Regions from separate parts of the Homo sapiens genome. Here region 2 is linked to region 1. A link is a contact called in ENCODE Hi-C or POLR2A ChIA-PET data. All regions are on one chromosome and are shown on one strand. Each heading gives the region's core, a stretch centred on a gene start or an enhancer-like site at or near the end of the contact. The rest is flanking DNA. Distances are from core to core; before and after follow the strand shown.

Region 1 (4,724 bases), core at 1,493-3,992:
AACAGTGCAAGACCCCATCTCTTACCAAAAAAAGAAAAAAAAAAACTTATTGTTCAGAAAGGCATTTAAAAGTAAACAGGGTAGGCTGTGTGCGGTGGCTCACGCCTGTAATCCCAGGACTTTGGGAGGCCAAGGCGGACGGATAACCTGAGGTCAGGAGTTCGAGACCATCCTGGCCAATGTGGTGAAACCCTGTGTCTACTAAAAATACAAAAATTAGTCAGGCGTGGTGGCGTACGCCTGTAATCCCAGCTGTAATTCGGGAGGCTGAGGCAGGAGAATCACTTGAACCCCGGAGGCGGAGGTTGCAGTAAGCCAAGATTGCGCCATTGCACTCCAGCCTGGCGACAGAGCAAGACTGTCTCAAAAAAACAAACAAAAAAAGTAAACAGGGTAAAATGTAGCTCAGATTATGATCTTCACAAACTCAAATGAAGTCCAAATTAATAATTTTTTGTTGCATTTTCCTTGATTTTTCCTTACTGCATCTGCTTGAGAATTTCACTGAACAAGAACTAGGAGCACTGGCCTCCCGCACTACTTTTATAACCAGTTTCCTCAGGAGCCTCTACAAATTGGAGAACCTCTAATCACTTGATAGTTTGCACTTTTAGAATGGGATAACGGAATTTGTACCCTGTATCACTGGACCAAGACACAAAATTCAGTGAGAGAAAAAAAATCAAAACAGTACTTTGAGGTAAGCAACAGATATCAATTAGAAGAGGCATGGAGAGCAAACAGCTGTCATTATTATTTAACAGTTTACTTGTAACACTACTTTCATTTTCTTTTTTCAAATCTCCGATAAACGAAAGGCAGAAATTCCTTGAGTTGTACAACATTAAGTAGAAAGTAAATGAAAACAGACCTAGGCTAAACAAGTAAGTAGGTTTAAAAAAACACACCAAGGCAGGGCGCAGTGGCTCACGCCTGTAATCCCAGCACTTTGGGAGGCCCAAACAGGTGGATCACCTGAGGTCGGGAGTTTGAGACCACCCTGACCAACATGGAGAAACCCCAACTCTACTAAAAATACAAAATTAGCCGGGCGTGGTGGTGCATGCCTGTAATCCCAGCTACTCGAGGGGCTGAGGCAGCAGAATCGCTTGAACCCGGGAGACTGAGGTTGCGGTGAGCTGAGATCGCGCCACTGCACTCCAGCCTGGGCATCGAAAGCGAAACTCCGTCTCAAAAACAAAAACAAACAACAACAAAACACACCCAAACAAGCAAAGATTCAGCATTTAACAACGTATTTCTTTAAAGTCTTCACCTCTACTCCTGACATTTCTTTCTACCCGGACTTAATGTCCTCACCAATTCACGCAAAATAACTACTCACTGACCAACAGCTCCACAGTGCCCCCAATCCCAAATTTTGTTCGTAGCATTCAGATTGCTGACTTTTATTCACGGGTCACTCCCTTCCTAGCAGCCTTTTTAATTGGAGGTCTTAGAGGTGGGGCCCAAGCTGTCTTGGTCCATTCATAATCATTCTCGGCAATCTCTTCTAATGGGTGTTCCTACAACTCTGCTATTTACACTAGCATATTCATATTACAGTTTTAATGCAATAGTGCGTTTGAACGGTTTTACGTTTGGAATATAACTGCTCCTACTACACTGTGACCAGTTCTCACGTTTAGCTTATACAGTATTTGTTGAAAGCTGCTCTATCAACGTTATATAACATTTGTTCTCCATCCAATTACCCCTAACTCCTAGAAAAAATATTTTTAAAATTTCCCAGACTCCACGACTACTTTCTCATACTCAGTAAACTTTCCACACATGCATCAACGTTGTCAACTAATCAAACCGGTGCAAAAAAAAAAGATAGCACTGAAACGGATAACGAAGGGTAGTGTCGTTTGCCTTCTTGGTGCCTGGGGCAGTCCCAAAAACAAAAGAGGGGCTCGGTTAGGGTGGCATGTTTAGTCGGAGGAGCACACGGCTTCGCTTGTCTCAGGAAAAGCAATTAACTAGATAAACTAGGGCGATTATACCAAAAACACAAGAAGCGTCTCTTCTCCTCTTCCAAGAGCTGATATAAAGGGCAAAGGCCCATGTGTTGGGAGACTTAATGGGAGGCTGGGGGAAAGGAGGTATGATGGAAGAGCCGTGGGTTCTCCTGGGCAGAAAGGGAAAGTAAACGTAGTTAGTGCACAGCGCAGCTCTGGCAGCTGTTGAAAATGGAAAGAGAGGGGCAGGATCGGTGGCCTCCCCGGGCTATTACCCCACAAGGCGAGGGCCGGCACAGCTGTTTCCCCAAGTCTGGGTCGGGCTGCTCCAGGACGTCCAGGAGTCGGTTCCTCCCCACAGGCGCGGCCTGCGAGGGGCAGACGCACCCGCCCGGGTTCCGGCACTCACCCCCGCAATCTCCTCGGCCGAACATTCCAGCAAGCTCCGGTCGATGGCCTGCACCTCTGGCTCTAGCTCCGACGCCATCTTCTCTCCTCCTCCTCCCCAGCGCTACCGCCGCCCGGAGAGCTGCAGCCTCACCTCGGCCCCGGCGGCCTCGACTGCCACCCCTGCCCCAGGCAATCAGTCCCGGAGCCGTCCAAGTGGCTGCAGGTGGAGCAACAGAGGGAGAGAAGGGTGACGTGAACCGGAAAGGAAGGACAGCGGCCTCCTGCGCTCCCTCCCAAGCTTAGCGCCCAAGAGTCAAGTCACTGGCTCGTCCCTGACCCAGGGAAGGACACAGAAAACCCCAGGCCTGACACTCTCGCTGGCCACTACCGCGTCCTGCACCAGGAAAGGGGCAATAACACCCAGGAGGGGAAGCGGAGCTTTCTGGGTACTGTAGTTCTGGGTGCTGTAGGTACAGCACAGCCGGGAAAAAGGTGGCGCCCTAACACGGTGCCCCTCGAATGCATTGTGGGAGTTGTAGTCCATTCTCAAGGGGCGCTGGCTTAAATGGCAGATAAGCGGGCGGGGCTTTTCTGCCCAACGAGAATCATGGGAAGACAGTCGCGGAAAGCAGCGCCCCCTGGAAAAAAGCCAAAGAGAAAGATACTGTGGGAACTGTAGTTTTATTCTCCGAATCTCGTTTGTTCATTTTTGTATCCCCAGCTTCAAGAACACTGCCTGGCACATGGTAGACCCTCAAGGACTTGCCAGTCTGGCATAGGGTAGGCACTCAAATACTTGTCAAAGGAATGAATGAATTACATTCTATTCCTGTGGTTCTATGTCCTGTCATCCATCGAACCCATATCTTTTATACGAGTAATGGAGGTGAACATTACCCACTTTTTTGAAGGTTTAAAACATGTTTTAAAAAATTTTTCAAAAACTTTAGTGATGACCACTTATAAACTTTATCACAAATCTTGCTGCAAAGGAAAAAGAGTCTATTAGGCCAATTAAAAGATTTCCTCTTGATAGAGACATTTAATTTCTACAGATAATCAGACCAAGCTTGGTGGCTCATGCCTGTAATTCCAGCACTTTGGGAGGCCGAGGGGGGCAGACTACTTGAGCCCAGGAGTTTGAGACCAGTTTGGACAACATAGCGAGACCCTCTTGATAAAAATCAAAAAATTAGCCAGGTGTGGTGGCACGCCTGTAGTCCCAGCTACTCGGGAAGCTGAGGCAGGAGGATTGCTTGAGCCCAGGCAGTTGAGGCCATCGTGAGCTGTGATCAGCCCACTGCACTCCAGCCTGCGTGACACAGCTGAGACCCTGTATCAAAAAAGAAGGAAAAAAAAAAAAAAGAAATAGGTAAACATTGTTAGACTAGCTATCAAAGAAAACTATGTTTAGTTAAAGGTAATTAGACTCTTGACTGACAGCTGGGTGACTGGGCTTCTTAGAAGTCTTCAGTCTCTAGAGTTTGTCAGAAAATTGTTTATACCTTTTGTCAAGTGTGTTAATTTATTCCCAGAAGTAGGTTGTAAATTACATATAGGGGGGAAAAGTTCTGAGCCAGACCAGGTTTAGGACATGTTTATGTTTATGTTGTTTTGGGATTTTTTTTAAACCAATACTATGATATTAACCAGTTTTTTAAAAAAGGAAATAAGAAACTGCCTGTATCCCTGTAACCTCACAATACAAGTAAGCCTTCTTATCACTTTTTAAAAGTTATATATATATATACATATAAAACATCAGAAATTCAAACTCGAAAGGAATGTTTTAAAAAAGGAAAATTGAAAACTTCCTATTCCTCTTACCCCAAGTCCCTCTCCCCAAAGAAAATCATTTTTGACACTGTCTTATGAGTCTGTCCAGAAAAAAGTATGCACATATCTGTACAGATATTTATAATGAGATATCTTGAAATATTCTTCTATGTATTTTTCTTTTTTTGCCCAACTTCCTTACACTGATCCACTCAGGACAGAGTCAACTTGGAAGAAAACTGGGATTGTCCCAGCCTAGAAGCAAAAACAACATCTCTTGAGCTGTCCTAACATAGAATTTAAGTCGTTAATAGACTGTAAAGGCAATTTCTGTTCTTAACATTATTTGCTTCCTAACATTATTTGTTTCAGGCCGAGCATTGTGGCTCACACCTGTAATACCAAAACTTTGGGAGGCCAAGATTGGAGGATAACTTGAGGCCAGGAGTTTGAGACCAGCCTGGGCAACATAGCAAGACCCCATCTCTACAAAAAAATTTAAAAATTAGCCGAACATGGTGGCCCATGTCTGTAGTCCTAGCTACTTTGGGAGGCTGAGACAGGAAAGATCACTTGAGCCTAGGAGTTCAAGCC
Region 2 (5,198 bases), core at 737-3,236, 490 kb after region 1:
CACCCTGCAGCCTCGGCTTGGCCATGAGGAGGTCACCCTCTTCTTCCCTTGAGTGGCTTTAACTCCCCGGGAGGGTGGAATCTGCGCCCCTGTACAAGCCAGGTTTCCTTCTCAGCTCAGGAGAGGGACCTAGAAAGAAGAGGAACCATGGAGCCTCCTGGTGTGGGCCCTGTCTGCTCTCCTTCTAGGGGAAAACTGCTCCAGTGCTGTGAGGGTTGGTCCCTAGACTGCAGGACACTCAACCACTAAGGAACAAGAGCTATGTACGGGAGCCAAGTAAGGACAGGAAAAGGGAGACTATTCCCTCTCACCAGAGTGGCTTTCCCCAAGGCTCCGCCCCACTGAGGAGACTCTTCCAAGAAGCAGAGAAGACCACCTCGGTGGGACAGTGAAGGCTCTCTGGACCCCAGCCTCCAACTCACTTCTTCCTGCGGATCTTGGGCTTCTTCACCGGCCGCAGATAAGGGTTATCGATGATGTTCTCCTCCCCATTCCGGCTACCCGACAAGGAGGGGTTCTGCTGCAGGACAGAGGTGTTCTCCTTCTCGGCTCCAGAATCCTCCTTTGAGCAAAAGCCAAAATAAAGCACAACATCAACAGCATAAGGAAAGAGATCATGCCTATAATTGGAATGACCATTAGCATCCTCTAATTGAGAAATTAGAACCTGGGAAGCACCTTCTTTCCAACATTCCTATCTCTGCCCCGATGAAGCGAGGACCAGGCAGGGGCTGGCTATGAAGGGAAGGCAAGACTAACAGCCTTGACCCAAGAGAGCACACAACAGAGTCCAGAGTTTTGAACCTCTGGAGAAGGCAGGGACAGGGGTTAGAAAGAACAGACACCTGGGAGGGACAGGAATCAAATTCAGATGCCTCAGGGAGGATGCCCGGCCAGGTGGGGAGATGAAGAAGAAAAGTGATCCTGGATGCCCTGCATGACTGGGAGATACAGGATCAGAACACATCATCTGCATAGCGCATCTCCTGGCCAAGCTAGATAGACTAAGTCAGAACAGATTTCTCCCTCAAATCCTCACATTTCTGGTACTTGCAACATGGTACCAACAATCACATCCCAGCACAGGCTAGAAACTTCTTGAGCCTTGAGGGTTCCACTAAGGGACGCAGAGCCAGCAGGTACCAGCACATGCACATCATTGGTAATGCCTATCTGCAACCTATGAGGCAGGGTTTGTTTGTTTGCCTGTTTGAGATGGAGTCTCCCTGTGTCACCCAGGCTGGAGTGCAGTGGCGTGATCTCGGCTCACTGCAGCCTCCGTCTCCGGGGTTCAAGCAATTCTCCTGCTTCAGCCTCCCAAGTAGCTGGGATTTCAGGCATGTGCCATGACGCCCGGCTAATTTTTGTATTTTTAGTAGAGACGGGGTTTTACCAGTTGGCCAGGCTAGTCTCGAACTCCGAGGCAGGGTTTTTTACTGTTCATTTTTTTTTTTTGAGATGGAGTCTTCTTCTGTTACCCAGGCTGGAGTGCAGTGGTGTGATCTCAGCTCACTGCAAGCTCCGCCTCTGGGTTCAAGAGATTCTCCTGCCTCAGCCTCCCAAGTAGCTGGGAGTACAGGTGCCTGCCACCACATCCCGCTAAGTTTTTTATTTTTAGTAGAGACGGGGTTTCACCATGTTAGCCAGGATGGTCTCGATCTCCTGACCTCATGATCTGCCAGCCTTGGCTTCCCAAAGTGCTGGGATTACAGGCGTGAGCCACCGCGCCCGGCCGCTTTACTGTTCATTTTTTGAGAAAAATGTGTTTTTTCAGAAAAGTTTGTAAGTTCACATGTAATCAGTATGATCAAAATTCTTAAAAAGTCACAGTTGTGTATAGACACAGAAAAAAAGGTAATATGCTGACATTTTAAAAACTGTTCTGGAAGTATGAGCAGTCAGTTATCCTGTCTTTATTCACAGCCTCCTTTATTTTCCACGTTTGGTCGGGCTGCGCCCCCTGGTGATGGGCCAAGGGGAAGAAGTTCTTCCACGGGGAAGAAGTCATTGAGATTCCTGTTCTGCAACTTGAGGCTAAAGAGGCCCTCACTGACCTCAAGCAGGAGAGGCTGCTGTCAAAACAGACAGAGGATGCCATGACCGGATGGCATGAAATAAATAGCAGGTTCCCCTGACAGGACAGCTGGCCTAGGGCATGGACACCAGTCTCAGGTTTAATGAGCCAGAAGAAACCAGATCACATCTAGGTTCCCCTGCGTGCCCTCTCCCTGTCCTATCAATTGTTCTCTTCAAAGACACAGTTCCATTGGCCCAGTATCAGGGCCTGTGTGTTTTCCCTCTCCAGCACCCAATCCAGTGGGACCACAAGGTGACCCAGAGCCACTGGGGCCTTCCAGAGACTCTTGAAAGCAAGTGCTGCAGGACCAACCTAGTTCAGGCCAGACCAGGTGCCGGAAAAAAGGTCTGCCCACAACCAGACCTCCCTTGGGTATCTGGCATCCAACCTTTCTGAAGTTCCTAATGGTACAAATGAGTAGTATCTCCTCGCTCCGTCCATCCTATCATTTCTCTACAGTAGACAGCCTATCTTCAAAGTTACTGGAAGCTCACTTCAACCGTGCCTTCAATGTTTTCTGAGATACACATGGAGGTAACACTGTTAGAGGTGCTGAAAACGCCAGCCTCAAGACACTGCTGGAGGGTCAAGAGGCTCCCTCCATTCGGCCCACCGTGGCTCACAAGAGCAGGACGGCAGGCTTCCTTCTCCCAAGCAGGCCTCATAGAAATGTCCCCTTCAGGGACAGGCAGCACTGAGATGGTTAGGGGTGGGGAAGTCAGCCAGTTAAAAAAAAAAAAAAAAAAGTAGGCCAGGCGTGGTGGCTCACGCCTGTAATCTAGCACTTTGGGAGGCCAAGGCAGGTGGATCACCTGAGGTGAAGAGTTCGAGATCAGCCTGGCCAACATGGTGAAACCCTGCCTCTACTAAAAATACAAAAAAATCAGCCGGGCATGGTGGTAGGCGCCTATAATCCCAGCTACTTGGGAGGCTGAGGCAAGACAGTCGCTTGAACCCGGGAGTTGGAGGTTGCAGTGAGCCGAGATTGTGCCACTGCACTCCAGCCTAGACGACAGAGTGGGACTCTGTCTCAAAAAAACAAAAAAGTAAAGTGTCAAACTGACCCAGAGATTTGTAAAAAAAAGTGGGAGCAGAATGGTCCGTCAGGAGCTCCCTGAATTGCCTGTGAGCTCTAGCAAGGCCTACACCCTCTGTGGTGACTGCATCCAGTCTCCCAGCTCTCAGTGCCATCTCTACGCCAACAGCTCCCTGGAGTACAATGCCAGCCCTAACCTCTCCCGACTTCCAGGCTCATGCAGCCAGCTGCTCACTCAGCATTTCCACTGGGGTATCAGGTAGGCAGTTCAGACTTCAGGCACCTAAGTCTGAATTGGGGACCTTCCCCTGTGGTGTAAACGGCGCTTCTCAGTCCCTCCCATCACAAGTGATGGCAACTCCATCCTTCTAATGGCTCGAGTCACAAACTCTGTGGTCATTCTTGCTTGTTTTCTTTCTTTTATTTTTAAACAGGGTCTCACTATGTTGCCCAAAACTGGACTCAAATTCCTGGGCTCAATCTTCCTGCCTCAGCTTCCCAAGTGACTGCAACTATGGGCATGCACCACCACACCTGGCACACTCCTTTTCCTTCACTGACATCCCATACCCAATCTGTTAGCACAGCCTCTTGGACTTACCTTCAAAATTCAGGCAGGCACTGACCACTTCCACCACCTCTGTGGCAACCACTCTACTTGGGCCCACCACTGCCTCTCGCCTAGGCTATAGCGACAGCTTCCTGACTGATCTCTCTAGTCCGTTCTTACCGAGCCATCAGAGTGGTGCTTTAAGAAGCTCAGAAACATCCCTCCTCTGCTCCACGCCCTCCCACAACTCCCATCTCTCTTAGTTAAAAGCCAGCTCTTAAAATAGCCTACAAGGCCCTACCCAATCTGACCCTCCCTCCCACAAGCCACTCACTATTCCACAGGGCCTTTGCACTGCCCATTCCCTCTGCCAGAACACTCTTCCCCAGATATCCACATGGCTCACTCCCTCACCCATTTCAAGCTCCTGCTCAGATATCCCCTTCTCAGTAATGCCTACTCCGAGCACCCCACTTAAAAACTGAAGACTCCTCCTCACCCTGGATCTTCCCCTACTGTTTTTCCCCCACACAGCACTTTCATTTCTGATATACTATGCAACGATTTAGTCATATATTGTGTTTGGTATCATTCTCCCACAGCCAAACTCTGCTCCTAAAAGGCAGAGGTTTTCTTTGTTTTTCTCACTGCTTTATCCCAAGCAGCCAGAAAAAATATCTGGCACATACTAGGTGCTAAATAAACACTGGTTGAGTGAGTGACTGGTATATTTTTCATAAAAGAGTAAAAGCTTAGATATCTGGGTTGGCTGCAGAGAGCAGCTGGTTCAAATGTGTGAGAAAAGAATCTATTATACATGAATTTAAATTATACATGAATTTAAAATGAATAGCTCCTTTATGTTCAAGTACATGGAGAAACTAGAACCAGGTTAAATAATGTACTGCCTAACAACAGACCTTGAGAGGTGCACTCTCATCAAGAGATAAAATAATAATTTAAAATACCTGTTATTGGCTGGGCGTGGTGGCTCACGCCTGTAATCCCAGCACTTTGGGAGGCTGAGGCGGGCGGATCACGAGGTCGGGAGATCGAGACCATCCTGGCTAACACGGTGAAACCCCGCCTCTACTAAAAATACAAAAAAATTAGCCGGGCGTGGTGGCGGGCGCCTGTAGTCCTAGCTGCTGGGGAGGCTGAGGCAGGAGAATGGCATGAACCCGGGAGGCGGAGCTTGCAGCGAGCCGAGATCACGCCACTGCACTGCAGCCTGGGTGACAGAGCGAGACTCGGTCTCAAAAAAAAAAACAAACAAAAAAACCAGTTATTTACTTTGCTATAACAATGTCTGTAAATGGTAAAGACAGAAAACAACCTAAGTGTTCATGGGGGACTAGATAAATTAAATGGTTACATCCATACAATGGAAGATAAAGTAGCTGTGAGGAACGATGCGCCTCCTCCCTTACAGATGTGGAATGACCGCCAAGATACAGCCAGGAAAAAAGCAAGAAGAGAACAGTTTGTGATCTGCTGTTTCAGTTCAAAATAACAATTTAAAAAAATGTCTCTAG

What was found. Hi-C counts contacts between places; a loop is a spot of excess contacts on that map. ChIA-PET counts read pairs that join two places held with the same protein, here RNA polymerase II (POLR2A). Pooled maps may share reads with other maps.
Region 2: a pooled map shows a loop between it and region 1 (2.4-fold over the local background). The contact joins the enhancer-like site here to the promoter of UBR2 in region 1. A Hi-C loop is called at or near these places in 2 of 168 maps with a recorded cell type or tissue (esophagus squamous epithelium and heart right ventricle), 2 of 37 single-sample maps with no recorded cell type and 1 of 50 pooled maps. POLR2A ChIA-PET finds 5 or more read pairs at or near these places in 2 of 52 experiments (H1 and activated T-cell).

The regions. Positions count from the first base shown.
Region 1 is chr6:42,562,047-42,566,770 of GRCh38, reverse strand. It overlaps UBR2 (ubiquitin protein ligase E3 component n-recognin 2), which reads right to left and starts at 2,742. Exons shown (of 47, transcript NM_001363705.2): 1 at 2,374-2,742. The coding sequence starts at 2,451. RefSeq lists a silencer at 1,349-1,478 and enhancers at 2,511-3,030, 3,101-3,180.
Region 2 is chr6:42,072,464-42,077,661 of GRCh38, reverse strand. It overlaps TAF8 (TATA-box binding protein associated factor 8), which reads right to left. Exons shown (of 9, transcript NM_138572.3): 8 at 423-562; 9 at 1-129. The coding sequence ends at 117. Among named protein-coding and RNA genes, the nearest start is that of TAF8, 25 kb to the right of the region's middle. Within about 2 kb of position 1,986, at least 3 of the 41 ENCODE cell types and tissues checked have a DNase peak (open chromatin) inside an H3K27ac peak, as active enhancers do; they include heart right ventricle, where a contact is called at or near this core.